Regions from separate parts of the Mus musculus genome. Here region 2 is linked to region 1. A link is a loop called in an ENCODE intact Hi-C map of the cell type or tissue named here. Cell type or tissue: gastrocnemius. All regions are shown on one strand. Each heading gives the region's core, and the rest is flanking DNA. Links, peaks and the distances in the headings are about the cores only.

Region 1 (11,723 bases), core at 2,448-10,447:
CGTGATGGTCCACGCGTTGAACTCTGCAGGGCTGGCCCCTGGAAATCCTGGGAGGCCCAAAGTGTACCTTCCAGGGTGACCCCACTAGCCAGAGGTCTGCAAGTCAACGTTTGCCCAGCTGGACATGGGCCAGGGCAGTCACCTCCAGGCATAGGGGGCCATCGGGAGCCTAGCTGACATTAAAGGCTGGGGCCCCAGTGGGGAGCAGTCTTTTCTAGAGGTCTCCTCTGTGGCTGTTACAGGACCTGCTCAATGAACTGCTACTGGGGTGATGTCCCGAAGAAGTCACCACAACCAGGGTTTTTTTAGAGAGATTGAGACATTTTAAACAGATATAGTTTTACATAGTAGACTATGAAAATATTAATAAAGTACTTTCAGCAAAACAGGTAGCCACCTTATCATCTTCTGGGGCATGGACGCCCCGCCTGGAAGCCAGGACCCCCAGAACTTCATCTGTCAACTGTGGTGAGAGAAATGGATGTGTTTTCTTTGCATAAAAACATAAAGTGGGGTTGGAAGTGCACCTCGGTTGGCAGAATGCTTGTGTATCTTGCAGAACAAGGCTTCAATCCCCAGCACCGTACAAACCTATAATCCCAGTGCTTGGAAGGTAGCAGGAGGAGGAGGAGGATATGAATTTCAGGGTCATCCTGGGCTATGGGAAACCCTGTCGAAATAAATGAATTATAAACTCACTTTAAGGTAGAAACCACTGTCCCAGTTGGCCATCCCATCAAATCCTCGAATCCAGTTGTTATAAAACCAGTCACATATTATCACCCCATGGAGCCCTGAGCTTGTTGGAGAGATGGGAGTCACTGAGCTCTGGTTACTCACAGGTCTGTGTTTGCTGCTGGCAGTCAGTGGAGACCTTCTGAAGCCTTAGTGGGAATAGTCTGCCTTCCACAGCCCCCCACCCCACCCCAGTATCTGCATAGCCTGGAGGCTGATTTCCAAGGTGAGATGGGATGTGAGTTCCAGATGGGAGCTGTTGCTTTACAGTCTTTTGCCTTGAAAGTCTCTTCCCCCCCCCCCATATTCTATTCATCAGGAAACCCCAGCTGGGCTTCACTGGTGTGGGAAAGCAGAAGTGGCAGACATATTTTAAAGCCATCTGTTGGGTTTACAATCATAGTCCTAGCCACTCGTGAGGCTAAGGTAAAAAGATCACTTTTGAGCTGGAGGCTAGCCTACATAGCAAGACACCCCTCCCCCCCATCTCAAACAAACGAAAAAACCCAACCTAAACCCCACCGCAGCTCAGTGGTAGAACCCTTACCTAACATCATGTGGCTGGGAGTTCAATCTCCAAGTCAAAGCTATCACAGTCATCTGGAAGCCAGCAACTTGTCAAATCAGATCTATAAACGCCAGCCCTGCCAGGCATGATGACACATTCTATTAATCCCAGCACGCAGGAGGCAGACCAGCCTGCTCTACATAGTTCCAGGATAGCCAGAGCTATGTAGAAAGAAACTGAGGTCCCAAAAAGCCATGCCACGACCAGGGTTCTTTTAAAGAGACTCTGAGACATTTTAAGCAGATATAGTTTTGCACACTAGAATATGAAAATATTTTTAAATATTTATTTATTTTATGTGAGTGCACTGTTGCTTTCTTCAGACACACCAGAAGGAGGCATTAGATACCATTAAAGATGGTTGTAAGCCAGCATGTGGTTGCTGGGAATTGAACTCAGAACCTCTGGAAGAGCAGCCAGTGCTCTTAACCGCTGAGCCATCTCTCCAGCCCTGAAAATATATTTTTTAAAGATTTATTTATTTCTATGTATGTGAGCACATTGTGGTTCTCCTCGGACACACTAGAGGAAGGCATCGGATCCTATTACAGATGGTTGTGAGTCACCATGTGGTTGCTGGGAATTGAACTCAGGACCTCTGGAAGAAGAGCCAGTGTTCTTAACCACTGAGCCATCTCTCCAGCCCAGAATATGAAATTATTAAAAGTACTTTCAGCAATACAGGTAGCCACCTCACCATCCTCTGGGGCTGTAATCCCAGCAACTCGCCACAAGTCAGAGGCAAGGCAGAGCATGGCAAGTGCAAGCCTAGCGTGATTTACATAGTAAGACTGTCTTTTAAAATATAAAAATGAAAACTAAAAACAGACCCTAACTTGTTGGCCTCAGACCTCACTCTGAAGGGAATGATTGGTTCCAGCGAGCTATGTATGTGTGCACACAATGCATTCCTGGTTGGAGATGCCTCATAATTTACATCATTTAAGATGAATTTTGAGTTCACTGTATCTTAGACTCCGGGGTTCTCTCTCACTTCAGAGTCCCAAGTTTGTCTTGGCCAATGAAGAGTATATCTCCTGCAGTGCAGTGAGATATTTCTGTGTGTAAACCTGTTTGCCACAGAGCCTGGTAGCTCAATCCTCCAGAGCCACATAGGGGAAAGAAAAGTCAACTCCTGCAGGTTACCTTCTGACTTTACATGTACACCATAGCACATGCGTATCCCATCCATCCCTTAGAAGGAGGGCTAGAGAGACAGGCCAGCAATTAAGAGTGAACACTGCTCTCAGAGAGGATCCCTGCTTGGTGCCTGCCTCATAACCCTCTGTAGCTCCAGCTTCATGGAATCCAAAGTCCTTTTCTGGTTTTGGTGGGCACTTGAACTCACGTGCACACACCCATGATGTTTAAAAAATTATACATGCGTGTAGCTCCCACAATTTGGGATATGGCCTGTCTCTGGCCATTGAGAAAAGTTAACTTTGTCCCGTCTCCTTCTGGAGGTATGAAAGACATGTTGACCCATGAGTAAGAGCCCGGAGAAGTAGGCAAGAGAAAGCTGGCACAGCTGCCCTTAGACTCAGATATTCCTTGCCTAGTGACGCCATGGTTATAATTTTTTCACATAAACAACCATATACCTGATAGAATGAATGTGTATGTATGTGTGTGTGTGTATATATATATATGCATGTATATGTATATACACCTACACACACACGCATATATACATACCCATACCAGCTAAAAAAGACACTGGGTATTTTACATTCTCAGGTATTACGTGGACACCATTGTCCCGATGCCCTTGTGTTCTGCAGATTTCCAGGGTCAGAGGTCAAGGGTAGTGGCATGTAGGCAGGCAGGCTCAGTGCAATATTCTGTAGGCCCTATGGCTTCAGCCCCAGGTCAGGTCTGCTTTGCCATAGTGCATCTAGATACTGGTCCCAAACAGCTCAATTTCCCCAGAACTTCAGTCTATCAACCAGGGTTTGGATGGACAGCAAAAGGCTCTGGGTTCTTCTAAGGAACCACTGGTTCATGACCTCTGGTGGCAATCAAGATGGCAGAGGCTAGACACCCCACAATTTGGTGAATAAAATGTTTTTTTTAATATTTAGTTATTTTTATCTGTATGAGTGTTTTGTGTGAATACCATACATGTGCCTGGTGCCCACAGAAATCAGACAGGGGCACTGGATCTCCTGGGGTGGAGCTTACAGACAGTTGTGAACCATGCCAGGAACTAAGGAAGGTTCTCTGCAAGAGCAGCAGGTACTTTAACTGACAAGCTGTTCCTCTGGCCCCAGCCTCTCTTAACGTTCAGTTTGAGGCACTGTCTCATTATGTGGTTGGCTAGTCTTGTATTCATAGCCTCCTGCCTCCGTTTCCCTAATAGCTGAGATGATCATTGCAAGTCACCATGGACCCTGTACTATATTGGTCTTTAGTTTGTGAGATGGGGGGTCTTACTGCCTTGCCCAGGATAGCCTCCAGTTTGTGGGCTCAAGAGATTACCCTACTTCAGTCTATAAAGTAGCAGGGACCACCTTTACTTGTGCACCACACCAACACAGTTTGCCCAGCTCCTACGCCTCTGTCGTAGTCAGGGGTTCTATTCCTGCACAAAACATCATGACCAAGAAGCCAATTGGAGAGGCAAGGGTTTATTCAGCTTACACTTTCCTATTACTGTTCATCATCAAAGGAAATCAGGACTGACTGGAACTCAAGCAAGTCAGGAAGCAGGAGCTGATAGGGAGGCCATGGAGGGATGCTGCTTACTGGCTTGCTTCCCCTGGCTTTTTCAGCTTGCTTTCTTGTGGAGCCCAGGACCACCAGCCCAGGAATGGCACCACCCACAATGGGCCCTCCCACCCTTGATCACTAATTGAGAAAATGCCTTACAGCTGGATCTCATGAAGGCATTTCCTCAAGGGAGGCTCTTTGCTCTGTGATAACTCCAGCTTGTGTCAAGTTGACACAAAACCAGCCAGTACAACCCCTAACCCTCTTTTTGAGACTTTGTTTTCATGAAGCCCAGATATCCCTAAATTGATTACCCTGAACTAACAACCTTCCTGTCTCTACATTCCAAGTGCTACAATTATAGGCACACGCTATCACATCCAGTTTATGTATTTCTAGGGATCAGAACCGGGGTCCCTTCTAGGAAGACGCTCTCTAATGAACCACATCCTCAGTTCTCTGGTTCCCTAACAAGGCTGAAAAGTATTCCAACATTTCCTGTGCCACATTCGGTTGCTGCTATCATCCACTAGCAGACCCGTGAGTGGATTCAACCTCTCGGTTACGACATGTGATGCTGCCACATCACATGTGTGGCCATGTTTCTTTTGAGACTCAACTTTCTGTTCTTTTGTTTATCTTTATCTAGAGAATTGACAAACCAGGACAGAGCTCTGTAAGCCCACCCTAACCCCAAGACACCATCCCTCAAACTTCGAGTTCACAACTGCGCGGCCTGCACATCCTTACGTGATCTTTGAGTGGCTTCCTGATATGACTCCTATTGCTGGACCCCTTGCTTCAACTCCAGCTACACTGGACACCTCACAGATGCAGAGGCCACTCTTGGATCCAGCATGTACTGTAGAACACTTCCCCAGTTATCCCATAGCACCTCGCTTCAGCCAGCTCAGTGCTCTGACACAGCCCAGTGGGGGAGCACTTGTGAGTCTGCACAAGGCCCTGTGTTGTAAACTCAGTACTGTGTATGCATGCACGGACAAGAATCACTTATCTCTGTTGTTTTGTAGGTGTATAAACTGAGGATAGGACCACTCTGTGGTACAGTTAAAGGGAAGAAGGATGCTATTGTAGATTTGCGAGAGAGCAGCCAGAGGCATCTGGAAGAGTCCAGAGCAGAAGAGAAATAAGTAGACTGAATGTGGCCAGCAGACTGGACCTGGCCAAGGCTATCTGGGAGAGAGGGGAGAATACCAGGGAGAGAGGGTGGGGAGAGAGAAGCCTGTGAGCTGAAAGGAGTTGAGTAGGGTAGGTCATGGGAAGGATGCTCACTAGGATGCTAGCCTGGACTTTGAAATGTGTAAAAAGTAGGTGCGGTACTCTGCCTGGCGGCCAGCAGGAGTGTTGATATGCTAATAGGCACCACAGACAGCCCTCTGTTCCTTCTGCCCGGGGTAAGGGAAGTGGCTCCTTCTGGTAGATGGGAACCAGCTTCAAGTTCCTCCATCAGAAATCTTCCCAGAGTCCAGGGGGAGCCCGCTGGACTGCCTTTTGGAGTTTCTATATATGATATATAGATCTATAGGTATATGACAGATGTTTTCAGCACCATGAGAGGTACTGAGCCTGTGATTATGATAATGGTAGCCAGAGTTTTATTAAGGCTAGATTAATAGCTTAGCAGAGCTACATTAATACATTAAACTCTGAACTTTTGATGTCTTACTACCATGAATCATCTTTAAGTCTCTTTTTAAAACATACCTTAAATCACTTTCTGGGACCTTTACCACTTGCATTTACATCCGTAAATCACTTCCTTAGACATCCACAACTCATATTTACATACCTGTTTCACTTCCTGAGACTCTCATAACTTAAACTTTAAACCCCCCCCCCTTTTTTTCCATTCAATCATTTAACCACAAGACATGGGTAGTTGATGATCGAGAGTAGTCACTGAAATGCAAGTTCCTTTAATAAAGGAATTGTTAAAAAATAAAACTTTAGTAATAGTAGAATGGTAGCTTGAGTTTGGTTTTACACTGAAACCTGTTTTTCTATGTAACACCCGTCAGCAAGGTAAACCTGTCCATGAGCCTGCCTTTCTCAGGAGACCTAGTAGTAGCTCTAGAAACAGCAAGGCCTGAATTTTACAAATGAGAGTTTTACATATAGACAAGGCAGCTGCAGTGTGGGGCATTGGGCTGTTCACAGACAGCCTGGTCCCCAGTCGAACAAAGGTCTGGAACCCTGGTGACCCAGTGGGTGGTGATTTCCACCTGCAGGGGAGATCGGCCAGGCCTCCTGGGTCCCCCGGTTCCGTCATGTAGCTACAGCCTCCCACAGCCCCCCACAGAGAGGCATGTGGCCATCAGTCACATAGAAGCAGAACCAAGCCCTCCCACTTGCAAATAAGATTTCCACAAAGCTCTCAGATCAAACCAATCAGAAGTACCTGTTGTCAGAACCTTACCCACCCCAAAACTGTATATACGAATCCTAATCCGGAAGGATTAAAGGTGTGCAAGAGCTGCTCCGTCATCCAAGCCTTTTGTCCTAAGAGCTGTCACTTGGGAAGAGCTCTGATCTCCGGAAGTGCCACCTGAAGCTCCACTGCACTCCTCACTTGCTAGTCCGCCTCTCATAGGAGTAAACAAGTAACCTGGAAGGCAGGCAGAGACGGAGGTGGAGCCAACGGCAGCAGCAGAAGCGTTGGAAGACTTCCCATCCCTGCCTGTACTTGCTTGGCTTCGCTGGAACTCTCTCGCACCAGGCGGGGCCAGAGATCTCCGTGTAAGCCCCTGGTACACAGATCCACACTGCAACCTTGGCATGAGGAGCAGTCTGGCAGAGGTCTGCTAAGCTGATGAAGCTACAGCTTGCTATCAACACCATCATAGAGATGTGAGAAGGATAAGTTTGACTATAATCCAAATGGTCTCTGTATCATTTAAAATGACAGAGACTTACCCTCTACCTAGACAGCCAGCCATGGATTGTCCAGGGTGATCTTGATGGCTCTGTCCCGGGCAGAGGCCATCAGTCTTGAACTGTTACACAGGATAGCATTAAGTCCTCTGGTTACACACAGGCTAGCATCAGCCTTCAGATGCCAGACCTAGAAGAGCTGAGAGATTTTTCTCTGGAGGAGGAACTTGGGAAAACTGACTTATTTTTATAACGCAGGGTTAGACAATCAACTCAACATGTCCACAGTTGGTCTAGGGCTCTTGCAGCAGACTAAACATGGGGCTGACCCAACATTCAATATCAGCACCGTTGAAGTAAACTCCAGTCCATTGCTGCCCATCTTCTTTAGAAATAACCTCAGCTCCTGCTACCAGAGGTTGGTATTTCTACCTATCAGGGGAAGCCTTTTTCATTAAACACCTTGAAGGCCATATTCAGCAGATCTCTCTGGGGAGCTTAAGGGACAACATCTAATGGATTAAGTGTACCTGGTTTTAAACAAACACTTATTTGTTTTTAGTTACCTTCTTCAGGCTTAACCTTGCCAGTATATACATACAGAAGGCTAAAATTTTTCCCTTAGCAGGACAACAAGCATAGTTCTGAGCACGTTAAAGAATTTCATCATGTATAAGGTGACTGACCATCGACTTGCATGTCTCATTACCTTTAACAGTTTACAACACGTTAGTAGCTTTTATAAGATTAGGATTTTATAGTTTTATTCTTGTTAAGTTTGAACCTTCAAATTTTTGAATAAGATCCTTTAGCATAAAAATAAAGCTTTAAGCCACATGTACTCCACCAGCAGGCTGGGAAACTGACTTCCTGATCTTTTAGAGGTGTAACCATTACAGAATATCACATATTCTTGTATGACTCACTTTATCCAAATAGCTAAAACCTAACAAAGTTAGCGAAGTCAAAGAGGTCAGACACATCTTCAGCTCAGTTTCTGCTAGCCTGAATAGACCTTAGGAATTCATAAACCTTAATTATCAAACATATCATTCATCAAACATATGTTGTTTCTTACCTGAAATTTTCTAGAAGCCTGGTGTTGGACACAGTTAGCAGAGTCATGAAGTGGATAGACATCCATCTTGAGTCACTTTCTGTTCACCTGAGGAGACATTTATAACCTGAGGAATTCATAAACCTTAATCAAACACTTGTAGCTAGGAAGTTCTATTTTCCAAATACAAGAATTGAATCTAAGTAACATATGCAGTATGCCGTAGCAAATTAAGATTGCCTATGTATAGATTTTTTAAAAAATCTATGGACACTTTTTGTTACAAGTTTTAAGCTGACTTGTTACGGATTTTACAGATTTTAAAATCCTAGCCATGGCGGGGAGCATTTAAATTAAATCCCAGCATTTAGGAGGCAGAGGCAGAGGCAGGAGGATTTCTGGGTTCGAGGCCAGCCTGGTCTACAGAGTGAGTTCCAGGACAGCCAGGGCTACACAGAGAAACCCTGTCTCAAAAAACAAACAAACAAAAAAGTCCTAGCCATGGCTAGAGATAAAGTAAGTTCTTAGAGAGAGGAGAGGGAGAGAGAGAGAGAGAGAGAGAGAGAGAGAGAGAGAGAGAGAGAGAGAGAGCTGGCAAGACAGCAACCAAGGGCAGAATAGGGGGAGGGGTGGCAAAAGAGAGCAAGCTCCAGGAGTGAACTGAGGATATGTGGGGAGGGGGCTTAAGGATAGGAAAGAGAAGAGTGTCCTGGTGACAAGAATTCCTATCTGGGATGTCCTCAACCAGACCAAGAGTCTTGTCAGAGAGGAGTGTCCCAAATCACAAAGGAGAGGCACCCCTTTCCGTAGGATGGATGCTCAGTAGGATGAAAGACGCTGCCTGGTGCATCAGTGTAACTTCTGTAGCATGAGGAAGCTCCAGAAGCTGACAGAGACAGAGCAGGTGACTCCAAAGTGACACCAGGAGAGAGAAGGTGGAGAGAAGCAGCAGCTGAAGAGGTGAACTCTAAAATTTGGAGTTCAGTATGGCAGGCAGAAGAAGCCAGCAGAAGCAAACTACCTGTAACTTAGGAGAGCCAAATCAGCTGCTTAGTTCAGTTAGGAGAGGGTGAAAAGGGGTCCATTTGTGCTCCTCCCAGGTCTTGATACCATGAGTATCAACTGACATGACTGTTCCAAGGTATGGTGAAGGGAAAGGTTTTTATTGTCGATTTGAGAGAGAACAGCCAGAGACATCTGGAAGAGTCCAGAGCAGAGAGAATGAAGTAGACTGAATGTGATCAGCAGACTGGACCTGGCCAGGGAGAGAGGCAGGAGCTGAGGAGTGGGAGAGGGTGAAGGAGAGAGAGAGAGAGACAGAGAGACAGAGAGACAGAGAGACAGAGAGACAGAGAGACAGAGAGACAGAGAGAGACAGAGACAGAGAGAGACAGAGAGAGACAGAGAGAGAGAGACAGAGAGAGAGAGAGAGAGAGAAAGACAGAGAGAGAGACAGAGAGACAGAGAGAGAGACAGAGAGATAGACAGAGAAACAGAAAAAGAGAAACAGAGAGAGAGAAACAGAGAGAGAGAGAACATAGTGAAAGATAGCTGTTATAAGGTGAATGAGGGGCTGGAGAGATGGCTCAGCGGTTAAGAGCATTGACTGCTCTTCCAGAGGTCCTGAGTTCAATTCCTAGCAACCACATGGTGGCTCACAACCATCTGTAATGGAGATTTGATGCCTTCTTCTGGTGCATCTGAAGACAGCGATAGTATACACCCATATACATAAAATAAATAAATGTAAAAATAAAAATAAAAAATAAGATGAATGAGTAGCTGTGGGTAGAGAACTTGTGAGCTGAAGCAAGCTGAGAAGGGTAGGTCATGGGAAGGATGCTAGCTAAGATGGACTCTGAAATGTGTAAAAGGTACTTGTGATACTCTGGCAAGCCTGTGGCCAGCAGGAGCTTTGATATGCTAATCAGAGGTGCCTTTTGCCAGAGGTAAGGGAAATGACTTCTTTTGGTAGATAGGATCCATCTTCTCAAGTTCCTCCACTAGAAATCCTGTAGTCCAGACTGAGCGTTCTGGGATGACTTTTGGAGTTTGGAGAAAAGGAGTTGCCTTTGGGGGCTGGAGAAATGGCTCAGAACGTTAAGAGCCCTGACTGCTCTTCTGGAGGTTCAATTCCCAGCACGCACGTGGTAGCTCACAACTATTTATAATGAGATCTGGTGCCCTCTTCTGGTCTGCAAACACACATGCAGGCAGACCGCTATAAAAGAAAAAGGAAGGGAAGGGAAAGGAAAGGAAAGGAAGGGAAAGGGAAAGGGAAAGGGAAAGGGAAAGGGAAAGGGAAAGGGAAAGGGAAAGGGAAAGGGAAAGGGAAAGGGAAAGGGAAAGGGAAAGGGAAAGGGAAAGGGAAAGGGAAGGGAAGGAAAGGAAAGGAAAGGAAAGGAAAGGAGAGTTCCCTAACAGTGGGGTCAGAGTTCAGGCCCAAGGTCTCATGATGCCATAGTCAAATGTCAGCTGGCTAGGTAGTCTCATCTGAAGCCTCAACTGGGGCTAAAGATCCACTTCCAAGCTGACTCCCTCACCAGAGTTGGTACTGGTTGGTGGCTGGGACCCAAGGACTTCTTGTTCAACCTTACAACTGCAGCTGCTTCTCCAAAGAATATACCCCCCTCCAAATGATCCTGCCTGCCTGAAAAGTCATACAATCTCCCCCAAGCTACACATGTGTCACATGGACGATCCTGGTTCCTTGTGGAGGGAAGCCACACATTATTATGACCATACCACAAGGCTCGGCGGAGCCATCTTGCATGCTGACAACCTCTTGAAGCATTTTCTGCCTCTTGCTCTGACTCAACGTCATAGCAATCATTAGCACCTACACAGAGGTGTGTCTGTGACCTCGCATTTGTGTGTGTGTGTGTGTGTGTGTGTGTGTGTGTGTGTGTGTAGAGGGGAAGGGTGGTCCTTGTGATCTGGTTCTGGCTTCAGCATTTAGGAGATATTTATTGAATAAATTAAGAGATAAATGAATGGGTGGTGTCCTCTGGCCACATGAGAATGTAGAGGATGTCCTATCTTTTGCATAAAGGCCCTCTCGAGCCACCATTGCCTGTTCATATGGTCATGTTCACCTTCAGCCATGCAGACCACCCATACCCAAGGATCATGTACCCTACCTCCAGCTTGGGGACACTTTGTCTAGCTTCATCCTCTCAGAAAGGCCCAATAGCCCTGTCATACAGTATGTGTTCTTATCTTTCTGTCCCAAACCTCAGTTATACACTGTATTGTTAATATACATTCATTAAATGACTACTGAACAAATGCTAGCCATGTGGTGTGTATAGGGAATCATCCTCAGGAGGTGACAGTGCTCTGGAGTTGGGAGCACGGTGTCATGTGAGATGGTCTCAGAGATCACACGAGGTGGTAATATCGGGGCTGAGACCAAGCCCACAGTAGAGAGGACGTTCAGTGGGGATCTCAGAGGAACAGTATGGGAAGGAAGCCCAGACGCACGAAGGCCTGGAAAAGACAGGAACCACTGGAGAAACAGGAAGGACATAACCCCCAGGTAGCAGTCCACCTTACAGTCATAGCTCCTGTGGCTGCCATGTAAAGTGCAGCTGTGGGGACAGGAGAGGAAAAGAAGCCAGTGAGGAAGTAGCTGCCACCATCCAGGTTAGAAATGAAACGGCGACCACAGAGGTGGGAAATGGGCTGGATATCTGGAAGAGAGAGCTAACAGATGAGGAAGGGGCACGGAAGGGGCTAGGTATAAGGAGGGGGTGGTGAAAA
Region 2 (11,723 bases), core at 2,180-10,179, 58 kb before region 1:
TCACGGCTCTGGGGCAGAAGCTCCGTATGTTCACTTTGGGGGACATCTCTTCATGAAGGATGCACTGAACACATGAATGGATGCTGGGGTCTGGGGAGGATGTCTCAGTCCATCAGGTGGTTGCCTTAAGTGCACAAGAGCCTGAGTTCGATTCTTAGAACTCACCTAAACATCCTAATAATAGTGGCCAATGCTTGTATCTCAGCATTCGGGAGATGGAGACAGAGATACCTGAAGCTTGCTGTCCAGACATCCCTGTCTTATCTCCTGTTTTATCAACTCGGAAAGATTAAGGTTTGGTGGAAAGATCTTATCCAAATAAACAAACAACAAACAAACAAAAACCAAGGTGAATGATACCTGAGGAAGGCACCTGAAGTTGTTCTCCAGCCTCCACAGTCAGGTGCACATCCATGGCCGCGTGCACGTGCACACACACAAACCATCCGTAGCTGGGCCAGCGGGTGCTCTGCATCCCTGCTCATGAGGAAGTGGGAAGATCCCTACCACAGGAAATACAGCCCCAGGAGAACAAGGCCTGCTCCGGTGTTGGGGGTGGGGTGTGGGGGTGGAGGTGGCTTCCGCCTGCACCTCACAAGCCTGAGAAGGTGAGGCAGACAGATGTCCCAACCCATCCTCAGGAGCTGCTCCTACCTCAGCCCTGATCCTCACCTGCAAGCGAGCTTTCAGTAGGACTTAAAGCTGGAGGATGTTCTGATGTTCAGTAAGAAAACCTAAGTGGGGCTAGAGAGAGGACTCGGTAGGTAAGAGGGTGTCCTAGGGTTACTGTTGCTGTGGTGGAACACCATGACCAAAAGCAAGTTGCAAAAGAAAGAGTTCATTTGGTGTACACATAGTCCATCAGTGGAGGGAGTCAGGACAGGAACTCATAGGGCAGGAACCTGGAGGCAGGAGCTGATGCAGAGGCCATGGAGGGTGCTGCTTACTGGCTTGCTCTCCATGGTTTACTTAACCTGCTTTCTTAGAGCACCCTGACCATCAACCCACGGATGGCAACCCATCAGTGGGCTGGGCCCTCCCCCTTCAATCACTAATTAAGAAAAATGCCCTATGGTAGGATCTTATGGAGACAATTTCTCAGCTGAGGTTCCCTATTTTCAGATGACACTGAAACTAGTCATTACAAACATTGAAGAGTATTTTCTGTATAAGTCTGTGTTTGAATCTCAGGACCCATGTAAAAAAGTGCACACTTGGGGGCTGGAGCAATGGCTCAGCTGTTGGAGGCACTGGTGGATCTTCAGAAGATCTGTCTGAGTTTGGTCTCTAGTGCCAACACAGGGCTTCACAACCATCTGTAACTCCAGTTCCAGAGGCTCTGATGCACAAGGCACACACGTGGGACACAGACATAACTCACACAAAGCACATAAGCATAAAGTAAACAGATCCTTTTAAGTGCACACCTGTAGCCCCAGCACCACAGAGGTGCAAAGGCAGAAGGGTTTGCTGGGATTTGATGGTTGCTGACCTAGCTCTAAACCCTGCCTCAAGAGAATGTGGTGAGGAGTGACAGCTTCTACACACACATACACAGGTGTGTGCACTACACACACACACACTACACACACACACACACACACACATCACATACACACTGTCCTATACACATAGAAAACTACACACACATGTACACACACACAGGTGTATGCACTACACACACATGCACCACATCCACTCACACACACCACACACACTCAACACACATACAAACACATACACTACACAGACACACGCACATACCACACACACACACACACACATACTACATACTCTCCTACATAAAACTATACACACACATGTGTATGCATTACACACACATACACCACATTCATTCACACACACACACACACACACACACACACACACACTACACAGACACACATCACATACAAGAAGCCCAAGAACCCACTTATGTGGCAGGCGTATGAGTCACTCACACTCAGTGGCCTCTCTCTGCTCAGGTTTTCTGTACTAAGCTGACAGAAGCAGGGATCCCTCTGGAAGTCACCACCGGCATCTTCTCGAACATCTCTTCCATCTACCGTTTCCATGGGCAGTTCCTCCTGCCCGAGCTGCAGAAGAGGATCACAGAGGAGTGGTAAGCCTGGTCCATGCCCACCCACAGGGACCCTAAACTCCAGTTCGCCTGCCTGGAACCCTGGCAGGTTCTTGGGGGTGGGGTCCTTGTCATGGAGGACTGGGTGTCTCCCTTCCCTTCCAGGCAACCCCAGCTCCATCTCTTCCTGGGTCGTGACCATAACTGATGTCTCTTGAGTTTATGGATCTAGATGAGATTTGACATCTGGAGGGGGAGCAATGCATGATGCTGATGGCTTCGTTTCCCCTCTCTGTCTCTCTGTATCTACCTTTGCTCAGTGTGTGGCTGGGTCACTTTGTCAATCTTCAGAAGCTGCAGAACAGGTTGCACTAGAGCTGGGTGACAAAGTCCATGGCTGGCAGCACAGGCCTTCTCCTTCCATACCCTGGAGGCCCTACCATAAGCTCACAGAGGATTGCCTCAGTCCTGTAATGATGACACACGGCCTCTTGCCTTGCATCTCCAATTGTTCAAGTTATAAAATCAAACCCTGTGCACAGTTTCATAGGAGTACCAAGTGGTGGCTTTGTGTCTGTGCCTTTTTTTCCCCTTTGTTTTTTGTAATTACAAAGGATAAATCTCCAAAAGAGAGTTCTAAGATCGGAAATTATGACGATGGTTTTTCCTGTGGAGGTGTGAACAACATCTATTCACCCAAGACAGGGCACCAGTTATAGACCAATAAATAAATAAATAAATATCCAATCCCAGCTTAGTTGAAACAGTGAGTTTTCTGAGGTTACTTAAGCACTGGGCTTCCTGGAGTGACTTAAAGGTGGCCACAGCAGGGAAGGACTCACAAAAGCGGCATTCCAGGAGTTCCCTCACAGCTTGAGGGCAGCCTGGTGGAGTGGAAAAATGTCTCCTATGCAATTGTGAGTGCTTATATGGCCTTGGGAAGAGGTCCTGTGAATCTTGTAAGTTTCAGGAACTTCCTGAAGTTTCGATCACTTCCTGAGCCTGGTAGGTTTTACTTCCTGAGTTTTATGGAGCCTCCCTTCTGGAGGGGATGTTTTAACATAGAGGAAATAACTGTACAATCATGATTATGATGTTTGCTTCCTAGAGTTTATTTCTTCACTCAGTTTACTCAGAAGTTTTCATCACTGGTCCTGCCAAGTCCTCTTCTCTCCCTGGCTTTGGTGGTAGTGTGTAGACCCACCATTTCTACTCTGTCACTTAGAATGACACTTCACTGACCATCTTTGATAACTGTGGCCTGCCGCTCAAGGACAGCACTATTGCTAAGTCCTTCTCTATGGGCACTGGTCCCCAGCCTGTGCTGTCAATGTGTTTAGAGACAGTGTATGTGGGGGTGGGGTGGGGGATGGGGGAACATTCAGAGAGAGTGACCAATGTGCTTAGCACCATAGGACAAGGCATCAGCACCATGCCACCTAGATTCCTCATCCAGTGACCGTGCTTCTCCACACAGGGATACAAACCCTCGCCTCGGAGACATCCTGCAGAAACTGGCTCCATTCCTGAAGATGTATGGCGAGTACGTCAAGAACTTTGACAGAGCGATGGGGCTGGTGAGCACTTGGACCCAGCGTTCTCCGCAGTTTAAGGATGTCATCCACACCATCCAGGTAGTATGGCATACACACTATTTTTTTTTTAACTTCAAAAAGTTTTTTTTTTTTTTTAAGCATAGTGTCTTAGTTTGGGTTTTATTGCTATGAAGAGACACCATGACCAAGACATCTCTTATAAAAGAAAACATTGAATTGGGGCTGGCTTACAGTTTCAGAGGTTTAGTCCATTATCATCAAGGCAGGAAGCATGGCAGCATACAGGCAGACATGGTGCTAGAGAAGAAGCATAGAGGTCTATATCTTGATCTGAAGGCAGCCAGAAGAGGACTGTCTCTCCCATACTGGGCAGATCTTGAGCATAGGAGGAGACCGCCAAACTCCACCCCCCACAGTGACATACTTCCTCTAACAAGGCTGTATACATCCTCCAATAAGGCCACACCTCTTAATAGTAGTATTTCCCAAAGACCAAGCATATTCAAACCACCACAGACAAAGTCTCAGGCAAGGCACATGCCTTTAATCTCTACACTCAGAAGACAGAGGCAATCAAATCTTTGTGAGTTTGAGGCCAGACCAGTCTATATAGCAAGTTCCAGACCGGACAGCACTACATAGTAAGACCATGTCCAAACAAAACAAAGAACAAAATCAAAAATCCCACCACCACTACAATAACAATAATACAAAGTCTCTAGATCTGGCTGGCTTTGGACTTCCTATGTAGCCAAGGATGACCTTGAACTCTCCAGTCTCCACCTCCTGTGAGCTAGGATTACAAAAGTGTGTACCTCCACACCCAGTTTACAGAGCGTTGGGCATTGCAAGCCTGCGTCAGCATACCTGGGGTTTTCTACATGGGCTCTGGGGTTGCGTTCAGTTCCTCATGCTTGAGCAGCTACACTGTCCCCCAGGCCAGCCCTCTGGAGACACTATGACACTGAACTCTCACATAAGCATGAGCCTCATCTGTGCTGTGGAGATCCATGGACAGCTCTCCCTCCAGAGAGCAGGGCAGTGTTCAGCCTGAGCACAGGCCACTGTTCCTGTCCACATAGAGCAGACCAGGTTCTTGGGTCCAGCAGGTCCTAGGGTGACAAGACACCTCTGGGGTTGGGATGACAGTTTCGTGCATTGGCTACCTCAGTACTACGCAGTCCCTGAACAGTGGGTGCCACCTGGGGATGGTTTCTACTAAACACACCTAAGGTTCTGCCCCTTGGCCTCAGCACAATTCAGACGTTCTCTGCCAAGACCTGATCAGTGTCTACTGACACTGCTATTGCTTCGGTACCTGGAGGGTCGAATCTGGGGCAGGTCTACGGTGCACAGGCTGACCCACAATAGAAAATTCTCCTCCATAAATGTCCACAGCTGAGAAGCCTAGACCTGGACAAAATGGGATCAAATGACCATCTCGTTTCCCTTGGTCTCTGGAGGGAAATGCCTTTGCTTAATCCAAAGCCTATTTTAAATTATAAGCCTTAAAGAAATTCAGACATTTACCAAGGATTTGTAAGGTGATCAACTTAAGGCTAGAGAAAGGAGCTGAGAGCCTGAGTTTGGATGTCTAACACAAGGTAACACAGGTATGGTGGCATGTGTCTGAACCCTAGTACGTGGGGCTGAGGGTAATCATGGAGACAGGTAGTTCTGGGCTGATGAGCAAGCCTAGATGAGATCTAGTTTCAGCCAGAGATACTCATGCACACAGCATACCCAGGAGTAACCACACAAAGAAAGCCTACAGACATCACATTCTGCCCCACTTACCTTTATCTCTAAGCACATACGATGGCCGTTGTCTTTGGAAACTCATCTGCAGACACTGCCGCCCTCATCACCAAGTGTGATGGAGAGTGTCTCCCACACGCCCACGTGGTGACTGAAATCAGGAACCCCACACGACTGTCACAGCACTGTCTCCTCACAGCCCCCACACTCACCAGCTATCCCGGTTGATGCACTTGAAATATTTCTTTGCCTTTTTTCTCTTTGTGGTTCATAAGCCAAACTAGGACACACACTGTTCTCATTATCAGGTCGAGTCCTTCCCTCGAGGACAGGCTCTGCCCTTGTCCTCTTGAGGGAATTGGCTACTGCCTCTTGGTTTTGGGATTATCTGTGGTTTATCCATGATTCAATTTAGGCTGTGCCTCCGTGTGAACTTCGCTGGAGCAAAATCTCCCCTCCTTGCCCCCCCCCCCTGCCTTTATTCTTAAGTTTCTAGCAGGGAGATGCTTTGAAGCCCTGGGAATAGCCAGGAAATAGCTTGCTTGAAATAATTTGTCTGTGTGATGTATGCCTGTGTACATAGGTGTGTGTATGCTCATATTTGCATATGTGCATATCGAGGTCAGATGTCAGTGTTGAGTGTCTTCTATCTCTTCCCATCTGATTTTTGAGGCAGAGTCTTTTGTTGTGACTCTGCTAGGCTAACTGGCCAATGATGTGTGATTATCTCTGCCTCCCCAGCACTGGAGTCTCAAATGAGCACATTACACTCAGACTTCTTTTAAATTTTATTTTATGTGTATGAGTGTTTTGTCTGCATGTATGTTTATGAACTGTGTGCATGTCTGGAGCTCCAGGGTGGTTAGAAGAGGATGTCAGAAACTCTGAAACTAGAGTTTCCTATGGTTGCTAGTCATGTAGTTGTTAGAATTAAGCTTTAAATGTTCTTAACCTTTGAGCCATCTTTCCAGCACCAATACTCAGATTTTTTTTTAACTTAAGTACAAACTTCATTAAAAAAAAAAAAGCCAGGGGTGGTAGTGCATGCCTTTAATCCAAGTACTTGGAAGGCAGAGGCAGGCTGATCTCTGTGAGTTCAAGGCCAGCTTGGTCTATGAATAGAGTCCAGGTTAGCCAGGGATCTGTTAAACAGAGAGACTCTGTCTCCAAAAACAAACAAACCAAAAAAACCAAAACAAAATGAAAACTCATTGTTTAGGGACTGAGAAGATTGCTGGTGGCTAGTGTTTCAGTGTAAGTACAAGGACTGGAGTCCAAATCCCTAGACCCTGTTGGACCCTAGACTGTTCTGGGTCTATCTCCAACAGAAGTTTTGTTCTGGGGCCTGAGGAAGGTGTGGGTGTCTGGGATCCTGAAGTTGCTAGGGGGCAGGGCAGTGGAGAGCAGGAGAAACAGTGGGCTCTCTCAGCTGTCAGCAGGCAGAAGAACCAGGCAGCATGGCAGAAAGACCAAGGTGAGCATAGAGGTAACATATTGCTAGCATTGTCTCAGATAGACTTGTGTGCAGGATGAAGGATGTGAACTGCTGCTGTCTGCAGCAAGAAGGTGCTGAAGTGTGGCAAGGGCCGGGGGAGCTGGAATCTGGAGGGAGGAGGGGTGGTGTAGAGAGCCAGGGACAGTGCAGGGGTAGGGTTGCAGCAGTCACCTGTTCTCTCTGTCATTCATCATGCAGGGACTCTGCAGAAGGACAGCCAGCAGCTTCTAGGCATGAGGACTGATACTGGGGAAGTTAGGCACAGTTAGCCTCCACCTGACAGAGAGGAGATAGGACCTGAAGGGACGAGATAGAATATGAGTCTTAATGACTCCCATGGGAGGAGGCAGTATCTTGACCTTGTTTTCTTCAACCCAAGCCTGCCCACCCAGAGATTTCCAGTTCCTCTATCATTAGGCACCTTTGAGCCTCCATTTCCCCAGCTGTAAGATGTGGTCTATGTCAATCATGTCTTGAAAACCAGGCAGCCTCCAGGGACTGTGGTGGCCAGTAGCAGGGGCAAGATCCTATGGTGACCCTATGTGTGCTCTCTGTCCACCCAGAAGCAGGAGGTGTGTGGGAACTTGACACTGCAGCATCACATGCTGGAGCCTGTGCAGAGGGTCCCCCGCTATGAGCTGCTGCTCAAGGACTACCTAAAGAGGCTCCCCAGGGATGCCCCAGACCGGAAGGATGCAGAGAGTAAGTAGAGGTAGCTGAAGGGCTGGGGAGAGGGGGTCTCTGGAGAAGACTGAGAACCCTGGGCTGAGACACACATGGGAAGGCAGAGGAGAGAGAGATAGAGACAGACAGAAACAGACAGAGATAGAGACAGAGACAGAGCGACTAATAACTAAGAAAGTGATTTAGTCTTTTCCTCTCACCTGGGAGAACCCTATCTGGGGAAGGCACTGCCAAACACTGGCTCCATCCAGACCTGAGGCCCAGCAATGGGCCTATTTTAGGAGTCATGACCAATGTAACTGGCCAGCAGCACAGGGCTGGGTACTGTGTAAGAGAGTTGGGGGTCTCACTTGGTGTTATCCCCAGCAGGCTCAGCAATGGTTCTGGGCCTTGTCCCTTCTTTGTGCCAGATCTCTGGAGCAGTCTGGGCACCCTGAGAAAGGCCAAGTGTAGGAGCAAGGTCTCCCACTGGAAGATGGCATCATCAATGTCAGCCTCTCCAGTGAGAACTTGCTACATTACCACGTTGCCCAGGGCTCACTCAGTTCTCCTCACGCAGGGTCCCTGGAGCTCATCTCCACAGCTGCTGACCACTCCAATGCTGCCATTAGGAAGATGGTGAGTTCAGATTGCTGCAGGGAAGCAAAGACTATGCAGGGAGAGGGAGGAGGTGGACCATATAAGCAAGTGCCTTCACCCCTGGTTCCAGGTGGGCCCCGTCAGTGAGCACATGTATACCAAGACATGCCAAGTGCATATCCCAGTACCCTCTAATAATAAGTACATGCTCAGCCTCTCTCTGTACAAACCAGGTAGGTTTATGCCCACATTCCCAATGCAAGCCAGATGCATGCTCCACCTCCCTGGGACATGCCATAATGACACCTGATTCCTCTATATACCTGCCAGTTCCTGCAAGGTCATAGGTTCTTCCCCACCCTCCAGGGTCCCATGCATCCTGTGCTGTTTGGTCCACTAGCATCTATGCATCCATACAAAGAAGGGCCAGCCTGACCTACCTACTTTTAGGTACACAAGTAGAAATCACAACTCAAAGAACTGGACACCTGAGGGCTAGCAGATTCAGCCCCAGCCAATGTTGCTATTGTCAAAGTCCCTACAGGCTCGGTTCTACGTTGATTAGTGTTGAATTCTAACCAAGAGTTAGAGCCACAAGCTGTTAACTTTATCCCCATTGTACCTTTGGCCATTAGGATTCCCCAACCAGGCTTGAGGAAAGTAACATGTAGATTAGCCCAGTCTGGGTCATAGGGACTCAACTGATTCCTGCATGCTTCAGTTTCCTTGTCTATAAATTGGGGATAGCCATGACATTTATTTCGCAGAGTATGTGTCAGAATTAAATAATTAAAATATGAATGGCGTAGAACAGCCTCTGGCACATAGCAGCAGAGGTTTGTGACTTATTAGTTTCTGAGTAATGAGCTTCTAGTTACCCTTTCATACCCAGCTCAAATGTCTCCCTGTGTTTTCCTCCCTTTTCACTGGAAGTTATTTCATTGTTACAGTGGACTCTGGGTGATGGTTGCAGAGCATGTCTTTGCTCACCTCTGGGTCCATGGCAGTTCCCTAGGTTTTGTGATCTTGCAGGTGCCTGATCTTGTGTCTCTTGCAGGAGAAAATGCACAAGCTCTTAGAGGTGTATGAGCAGCTGGGTGGGGAAGAGGACATCGTTAACCCAGCCAATGAGCTGATCAAGGAGGGCAGCATCCAGAAGTTATCAGCCAAGAATGGCACCACTCAGGACCGACACCTCTTCCTGGTGAGCCAGCCAGCCATGGCACAGAACTTCCTCATCTGCCTTCTCAGACCCTGGATAGAACTGGAAAGATTCAGAAGCACAAGGAGGAGGTTCTTCTGTAGCCTTCCAGATAGGTTTTTTGGGCTATCTCTTGCTAATGACACTGCACTGGTTTCTGCAAGCATCTAATATTTATGTTCCATATATCCAGCATTTCTATTCTTTTTTATCTACCTCGGTTGCAACTAGGGAGTATCCAGCAACCAAAATATAGAGAATTGTAGCCAAACATCAAGATCTCAACTGTCCCCAGAACCATGCTCTGGTTTAGAGGGAGAGAAAAGAAAGGAAGGAGTTATAGTGGGAGATCCATTCAAGTACCTTACATACAGGAAGAGACACAGTTTCTCTTTCTATAGCTACTTTTCCCCCTACCTCCTCCTTTTCTTCTCCTTCCTCCTCTTCTTCCTCTTCTTGGTTCTTCCCAAGGCCTTACATTTGCTAGGCAAATACCTGATCACTGAATTACACTCATAGGCCAGCCTCTATTCTTGAATAAGTAGCTATATCTTTGCAAGTTTCCTTTTTTTTTCACATTCACACACTCAGGATATGTTTATTATTTTTTATTTTTTATGTATATAAGTACAATGTAGCTGTCTTCAGACACATCATAAGGGGGCATCAGATCCCATTTCAGATAGTTGTGAGATGCCATGTGGTTGCTGGGAATTGAACTCAGGACCTGTGGAAGAGCAGTCAGAGTTCTAAACCACTGAGCCATCTCTCCAGCTCTGCAAGTTTCTATGACATACCTAGCCACAGTTTCTTGTCTGAATAATAGCACTACATATGGGGTTCATCTTGTGGAATGGAGCTTAAATCCAATCAGAAAGTGATTGGTCACTCCCATGACATTCATGCCTCTATTGTATAATCGGGTGTGTCTTGCTGGGCCAGTTGTTATTGTAACTTACAGGGTTCACATCTGGGTATGATGTATGCTTATGTCTCTCCTCTGGTTAAATGTATAGCATCTTTCAACACTATAGAAGCTATCCAGTGGGGTTGAAGCTTTTGGGTCAGTTCTGACTTGAATTCTCCATGTTCTATGACTAAATATGTGGTATTTGCAGCAGTAGCATCTTATCACCAAGCTCTGGAGGGTAACCAAGAACATTAGCAGTAGCCTGTACTATTTGGTGTTTATGGGATCTCAATGGCCAACAACTCCAAAAGACATAACCCTTTCCTGGAACTGGGATTTTGTTTGTTAGTCTCTGGTATCTAGTGGGACCATTGCTGTCCATGATAGGCTGGGAATATGCTTCTTGAGCATTGTGCTTAAAGGCGTGTGTGCATCTTTTAAAATTATATGTTTTACTTTATGACATTAAATAAAGTTTATATGGGTCCCTTGTGAGGGGCTCCCTGTGACACCACTCCCCATGACATCTTTCTTACAGTTCAACAATGTGATGCTCTACTGTGTACCCAAACTGAGGCTCATGGGCCAGAAGCTAAGTGTACGGGAAAAAATGGACATCTCTGATCTCCAGGTGAGTGGGTCCCTCTCTCCTCTTACGCCTTGGAAGGGGTACAATAAGGGATAACTTTGAAGGCCACCTCTGAGGCTCAGAGAATTCTGAGACAACATCTTGGTCCTGGTATACTAGCCTTGAGTGGGCAGTGTTCCCCATGGTCTTAGAGTATACTTTCTGCCAAGTCCCTGATGACCTCAGGTTGAAGAGAATAGGAGGCTAAGACTAAAGTTTACAGCCATGGGGGTCACATAGACACAAGGTAGGCTGTCACTTCGTGAGGACAGGACTTAAGACCCAGTTAAAGATCTAGAAGTGAAACTCGGGTGATAAATTCAGAATGGAGTGTGAGCCTATTCTTCTGGCCTGTGGTTTTGTGCTCATGGAAGAGTGTTAAATCTGAGAGCCTACAAGGACATGACACTACTCCATCAATTCTGTCTGGGTGCACACCTTTAAACTCACCACGCACCTGCCCATGTGGGCTCAAGCACCTGCTGAGGGACAGAGTCAAACATCTTATATGATCTTCATCCCTCCCAAGGGGTGTGTGGCTGTGCTAGGAGGCAAAGCCCTGCATGCTGGAAGGGAAAGGCTGGGTCAGGGCTGCCTGGGGACAACTACTAAAGGAGGCCTGATGGGCAGGTACATTTGCCAAGCAGCAGTCTAAACACAGAGCCTGAGGCCCAACTCTGTATGGGCAAGACCAGTGGTCTGCTCTTCTCCTGAGCCTCAGAATCCCCACGTTATAGATCTGGGAGCCTGTAGAGTCACTCTGATACTTCCATGGGATAAATAAATAAATAAATAAATAAATAAAAAACCACTGATTCACAGAGCTTGGATG

The links. Peaks named below come from ENCODE experiments on the same cell type or tissue, not always from the same donor. Only the 100,000 strongest peaks of a DNase experiment are listed, where the experiment ranks them.
Region 2: a loop joins it to region 1, with 2.2 times the contacts of the local background. A loop is called at or near these places in 3 of 42 quality-filtered maps.

The regions. Positions count from the first base shown.
Region 1 is chr13:49,219,492-49,231,214 of GRCm38, reverse strand. It overlaps Gm52024 (a long non-coding RNA gene), which reads right to left and starts at 6,715. Exons shown (of 3, transcript XR_003950517.1): 1 at 6,454-6,715; 2 at 1,283-1,379; 3 at 584-670. Susd3 (sushi domain containing 3) reads left to right here. Exons shown (of 5, transcript NM_025491.4): 5 at 1-526. The coding sequence ends at 79. In gastrocnemius, for the core only: a CTCF peak has its summit at 10,136 (motif pointing left); DNase peaks (open chromatin) are centred at 3,515, 6,289 and 6,744; H3K4me3 peaks cover 963 bases; H3K27ac peaks cover 1,080 bases.
Region 2 is chr13:49,277,685-49,289,407 of GRCm38, reverse strand. It overlaps Fgd3 (FYVE, RhoGEF and PH domain containing 3), which reads left to right. Exons shown (of 18, transcript NM_015759.2): 5 at 1,986-2,122; 6 at 3,558-3,714; 7 at 7,453-7,591; 8 at 8,133-8,191; 9 at 9,210-9,356; 10 at 10,802-10,894. Among named protein-coding and RNA genes, the nearest start is that of E030007A22Rik, 25 kb to the right of the region's middle. In gastrocnemius, for the core only: no CTCF peak of the experiment used is centred there; no DNase peak of the experiment used is centred there; H3K27ac peaks cover 398 bases.